Regions from separate parts of the Homo sapiens genome. Here region 1 is linked to region 2. Evidence: read pairs that join two places in POLR2A ChIA-PET (ENCODE). Cell type or tissue: CD4-positive, alpha-beta T cell. All regions are shown on one strand. Links, peaks and the distances in the headings refer to the core of each region. The heading gives the core; the rest is flanking DNA.

Region 1 (2,920 bases), core at 305-2,804, 54 kb before region 2:
TGGGAATGGCCAGGCAGGCAGTCTTGGGAGGGATGAGCAGGCATGGGGCATGCTCAGATGTAGCCTGTCTTTGTGGCATATAAGAGTGAGAGTGCCTGGGCCGTGCTCATTCCCTGGCCTGGCAGACAGCAGCAGCTGCAGCAGCTTATGGCATGACATAGAGTCTTGGGGGTTGGTGCCCAGAGTCACGCTTTGCTTAAGTTGTCCAGCACATAGAAGCCTTTGGGGTTCTATATGAGTTCAAGTGACCTGTGTGTGTGTGGTCTCCACGTAGTTCCCTAGCTCCCTCTGCCAGTCTAAAGGTCTGTGAGGTCATGGAACTCTTCTGTAGCTAAGATCTCAGAGGCCTGTGGCAGGAATGTGGTACCCCACAGTTCCTTCACTCACCCTTTCCTTGGGTCCTGGTCTGGGGCCAGTCCTGGCACTTGGTGATGCCAAGCACGCAGTCCTATTACTTCCCTCTTTAACCAGTGTCTCCCATCTTCTATTGAATTTCAGTGTTCTCTTTTTTTTTTTTTGAGACGGAGTTTCACTCTTATTGCCCAGGCTGGAGTGCAATGGTGCGATCTCGGCTCACCGCAACCTCCGCCTTGCGGGTTCAAGTGATTCTCCTGCCTCAGCCTCCCAAGTAGCTGGGATTGCAGGCATGTGCCACCACGCCTGGCTAAGTTTGGTATTTTTAGTAGAGACAGGGTTTCTCCATGTTGGTCAGGCTGGTCTCGAACTCCTGACCTCAGGTGATCCGCCTGCCTCGGCCTCCCAAAGTGTTGGGATTACAGGTGTGAGCCACTGCACCCAGCCTGTTCTCTCTTAAAAGATCTGTTCATGTGATTTACTCAATATTTTGGTTCCTCTTTGTGGAAGAGGCACATCCTAGCTGCATCTAGTCAGCCATGTTGAACCTGGTATCTTTATTGCATTTTTCATTTGTTGTACTCTGCAGCTATGGAACTTTTTTTATTTCAATCTATTAAATTTCTCATTTTGTTTTCCTGATTTCATTGAATTGTTCCTCTGTATTTCCTTGGTTTGCTGAGCTTCCTTAAAATGATTACTTTGAATTCTTTGTTATGTAGTTTGTTGCTCTCCATTTCTCTGGCATTAGCTACTGGGAAATTATTGTGTTCTTTTGATATTGATGTTTTCTTGGCTTTTCATGTTTCTTTTTACCTTACGTTGATGTTTGAGCATTTGGTGCAGCAGTCACCTCTTCCAGACTTTTAAGACTGGTTTTGTTAAGGAAAGACTTCCCCTGTGAGAGGGGGATGTGAGGGCACTGGCTGGGTGAGGTGCAGTGATTCTGGCAGCTGTGAGGATGCAACAGTGTAGTCTCCTTGTAGCTCTTTCAGCTGAGATCACTGTTGAAAACTGCAGGGATCCTCAGCAACCAACACTGTCAGTGTTTGCAGCAGTGGTAAGGGCTGTTGGGGTGCTTGGTGATGATGACTGTAGGGTCCTCTTGATCTCTCTTTCCCCGACCAGGGAAGTTGTGGCTAAAGGGATCCTTCTTGACACTGGGTCTGGCATGCAAGCCCACTTGAGGTGGCAATGGAACTGGTGTCTGATGAGTGATGCCCACAGAGCAGCATGTGTAAAGGGACTATAGCTCTGGGGTGGTAATGGCACTGGTGCCCAGGGCACAGACACCCTGCTGGTGAAGTATGGGAGCTTGTGAAACAGGCAGGGACAAGAGCACAAGTGTGCACACAGCTACAGCGGCTTTAGTGTGGAGGCAAGGCCTGGCCCTCTGTGATGACTGAGCTGGTCTCCAGGGTGTAAACACATAGAGAAACCTTGGCTCTGGGGCCCAGGGTGTAAACTCCCTTACTATGGCAGTGGCTTTACTGTTTGCGGTATAGGTGTGCACAGCCCAGCCTTGGAGTCAGGGCCTGGAGCATGGGCTCTCAATGGCAGCTGAGCTGGTGTTTGGAGTGTGGACATGCAGAGAGATCTTGGCTCTGGAGTGCAAACTAGCTTGCTATGGCCATGGCTGTTGGTTACCTTTGTGGCAAAAGAAGGTGGTATCCTCTGCAGAGCAGGCCACATGACTGATATCGATAGTGCCTGCCTTTCTTCTTAGCCATCTTCTGGTGTCTCAGGAATTCTGATCTCATAAGCAATTTTTTATGTGCATTTTTTCTTTTAATTCTCCACTAGGTTGTTGCACATTTTTTAATGGGCCCTTGAGGCTGGGTGCAGTAGCTCATGCCTGTAATTCTAGCAGTTTGGGAGGCTGAGGCAGTAGGATCGCTTGAGCTCAAGAGTTTGAGACCAGCATAGGCAACATAGTGAGGCCCTGTTTCTACTCAGAAACAAAAATAAAAAACAACCAAAAACTTAGTCAAGCATGGTGGCACCTGAGTCCCAGCTATTTGGGGAGTCTGAGGTGGGAGGATCACTTCAGCCCAGGAGTTTGAGGCTGCAGTGTGCTATGATCACACCACTGCACTCCAGCATAGGCGACACAGTGAGAGATCCTGCCATTCATTAATTCATACAAACATATATACATATATTAAGACAATTGCCCTTGAGCCCTCCAGGGCTATTTTGGTTTGTGGATAGCAGTGTGTATTTGTTTCTTTTGACGGGGCATGAAGGCTGTTATCTCCTCCACCATTTTGGTGACATCACTTGCCAAAATTTCCATATACTTCTGATTTGTGCATTTTTTGGTGGGTATAATGTAATTTTAAAAAAGTGATTAGCTGAAAGTTAGGAGGGCCTTTTTACCCCCAGAACAGACATCATGTTTATTACATCCACTCTCATACCTATGGACTAAAAGCAAGACACATACCCACACCTAAAGTTGTTGGGGGGGTAAACTGTGGCCATTGTGAAGCCATAGCAAAGTGAGGAGGGAGGCAGAAATATCCAAAGAGGGTACTTTTTTTTTCCCCCTTGGGTATCAGAAAAT
Region 2 (2,920 bases), core at 100-2,599:
CCCATTATGAAAAATAATCTGGGCATGTGTCTTCCTTGCACTATAAAGTGTAAATTCATCCATCCACAGAATCTAAATACTCTGACTGCAAATGAAATAAGGGGAAATTATTTTCTATATAAGCTGAAAGTGTGTCAAACAAGTCCCTGCAGACAAGAATGTCAAAAGTACAGCTGTCTTCAAATAATGATTAGAGGACATAAAAAAATAGAACTGTTACATGTAACTCAGTGGTACATTGGAAAGCAACCTTTATTCCTATTGACTTCAAGTACCTATATTACTGTATAAACAGAAAAACAGCTGTAATAATGTATAGGATTGGAGCATAAACCAGTACACATCTGCAAAATGTATATATTAGTGTTTTGATAAGGCAAGTCAGCAATTACAAAATATCTATGTTGCTCCACAATTGAGTTCAACCAACCAAAAACATACATATCCTGCATACCTACTATGCACCAGGCATAGAGTGAGATGTTAGGATGAATAAATCATAGATTTCACTCTCAAGGAACTTGGAGACCAAAACAAGAGAAAAAAAGATTCTCTGAAATTCCAACGTGGTGAGTCCTATAAAAGTGATAGACACCCAACATTCTAAGGAGTACTGCAGGCAGTCTCCGCTTTTTCCAACAGTACATTCCTGGAATACACATCATAATGGAATTTGCCAAAGATGCTATTTTCCTAGTGAGAGGAAATATGGCGCCACAGAAACTGCACTAAATAAATAGCACCAAATAAATTGGTAAACAGTATGTTCAAAGAAACAAAGCTTCAACAATGGTCTATGTAACTAAAAAGAAAAACAGTTAAGCATCCATCCTATAAAAATACACAAACTTAACATGTTTCAAAAGTGTTTTCAAGATACAAAGAGGAATGCGACAGTTATGAGGCGTAAAACACATTGTGCAAAAACATTTTTAATAGTTGTATTATCTGTTCTCCTTCTAGAAAAATTTGAGGCAATGCTTTTCTTCTTTCTCAAAAAATTTCCCTGTGCTAGAAGGGGCATTTGAAATCATCCCACTGACTCTGGAGCTGCCCTCAAAGTATTCAGTTGATTTTTAATAATCATTCACAGTGAAAAGCATGTTTTAAAAGTAAGGCCACACCACACTTCAGACAGTGTGATAAAGAGACATAGGTTTTAGAATACAACTGGGTTTCAAATCCTGAATGTGACACTTAGTGTCATGTGATCTTGGGCATTTCCTAACCACTCTTGAGTTTCAATTTCCCCATGTGTAAACCAGAAATGACACCTACCTCACCACTGTTAAATTAGTAAATGTATGAGGAGTATCTTATAAGTTGTAGGCATTCAAAAATGGTGTCTATTGCTAATATTACTGTCTTTATGTTTCTTCTACCTCCTTTGTCTACCCAAGGTTAAAAGTTCAGTAGTGCAGAATTAGATTCAATAAAGGACAAAAGGAAAAGCTATCTAATAGTGTAATAAAATATTTTTTAACTAAGACCCTCTCACAACTACCCAATGATAACCACTATTACATTTTGGAGTAATCCCTCTAGACTTTTTTTCCTCTCAATGAAAACGTTTTCTGTAGAATTACTAAAACTAGAATTAAAGTATGTCCTGACTACGTACCACCAGACACCAGTCAAAAAGGCAGAGATAATGAAACAAAGAACAGCAGTAAACCAAGAACATAAACTAAGTGAAACACTGGGATGCCCCACAGGAATAAAAACTCCAGCAAGTTGCAAAGCAGCATGAAGGTACTTACTGCCACTGACCTTTACACTTTAAAAAAATGGTTACTTATGTATTTTATGTCATGTATATTTTGCCACAAAATAAAAAACAAAAGAACAAAAACTCCTAGAAGTTAAGGCTTGGTCCATTTTGTATTCTTAGAACCTAGGATGTGCTAGCTCATTAGAGTCCATAAATATTCCCTGACTAAAAGTAAACAAAACAAGTTAGTGATAGGATTGGTGTACCTTTTTCTAGTTTCCAACTCAGTCAACTGTGAAGATTAAGGGCAGTGAGAAGATAACTTAAAAATTGTTTACAAGAAACGTACCTTGATGATTTACTACTGATATTGATGACATCAGCCTGGTTCTTGCATCTTTCCATGTTAGTGAACTCAGAGGCCCAAGGCTTTGTCCCAAACTAAAATCACAGGGTAAGGGCCTCACCAAGTGTTTGGGTTGAGTCTGCCTAATGGGTGAAATGTAAGTAGGGTCTCCTTAGAGTCAGCAGAGGTATATTAAGGCTGCCATGGCTGACTAGTTTACAGTGACTTGTTTCATCAATAGGACCTGCAGACTTCTGTGCTGACATTTCATATCTACAGGCAAACTACAAAACCCTCACATCTAAAAATGTGCTTCAAAAATTCATAACATGAAATTCCGATACACTTTTTGTTTTAGAATTTATTGACATCTTTACAAGACTGAGGAAGATTAATCCAGTGAACTATCACTTACTGATGTCTACTATAGGGCACTAGGGCAGGTTATTGGGATTCATGGGTGAAGAACTCAGGGTTAAAACAGGTCAGTGAACCAGCTTATGCCTACTTCCCTGGCTGTTATTACTTCATGTACCCTAGACAAATGAAAATTTGTTTTTTTAATCTTTTAAAACTCACCTGTTGAGTTAGCACTGGAGTTGTGTGGAAGCCCAGAATTCTCTATGTTTGCAGATGCTGTAAAAATAAAGAAATATCCTGTTATGAAAGAACATTTAACTAAGAATACTGGCAGTATGTGGTTTTCTGCCTAGCGGGAGTAGGGGTAGTGGTGTCAGGAGGGTAGATTATTCCACAGGAAGTTCTACTTTGGCCCCTGTTGTTATGAAACATATCTTGAAGCTGTCAGTAAAAGGGACTGTATTACCAGGTTTTTCAAGATAAACATCTAGCTTACATAACAA

Evidence for each region. ChIA-PET counts read pairs that join two places held together with the same protein. Peaks named below come from ENCODE experiments on the same cell type or tissue, not always from the same donor. Only the 100,000 strongest peaks of a DNase experiment are listed, where the experiment ranks them.
Region 1: POLR2A ChIA-PET joins it to region 2 with 6 read pairs; 17 of 35 experiments call an interaction of 5 or more read pairs at or near these places.

The regions. Positions count from the first base shown.
Region 1 is chr11:102,391,739-102,394,658 of GRCh38, forward strand. No RefSeq gene overlaps it. Among named protein-coding and RNA genes, the nearest start is that of BIRC2, 46 kb to the left of the region's middle. In CD4-positive, alpha-beta T cell, for the core only: no CTCF peak of the experiment used is centred there; a DNase peak (open chromatin) is centred at 1,643.
Region 2 is chr11:102,446,176-102,449,095 of GRCh38, forward strand. TMEM123 (transmembrane protein 123) reads right to left here. Exons shown (of 5, transcript NM_052932.3): 2 at 2,637-2,693. Among named protein-coding and RNA genes, the nearest start is that of TMEM123, 5.1 kb to the right of the region's middle. In CD4-positive, alpha-beta T cell, for the core only: no CTCF peak of the experiment used is centred there; a DNase peak (open chromatin) is centred at 1,226; H3K4me3 peaks cover 212 bases; H3K27ac peaks cover 1,205 bases.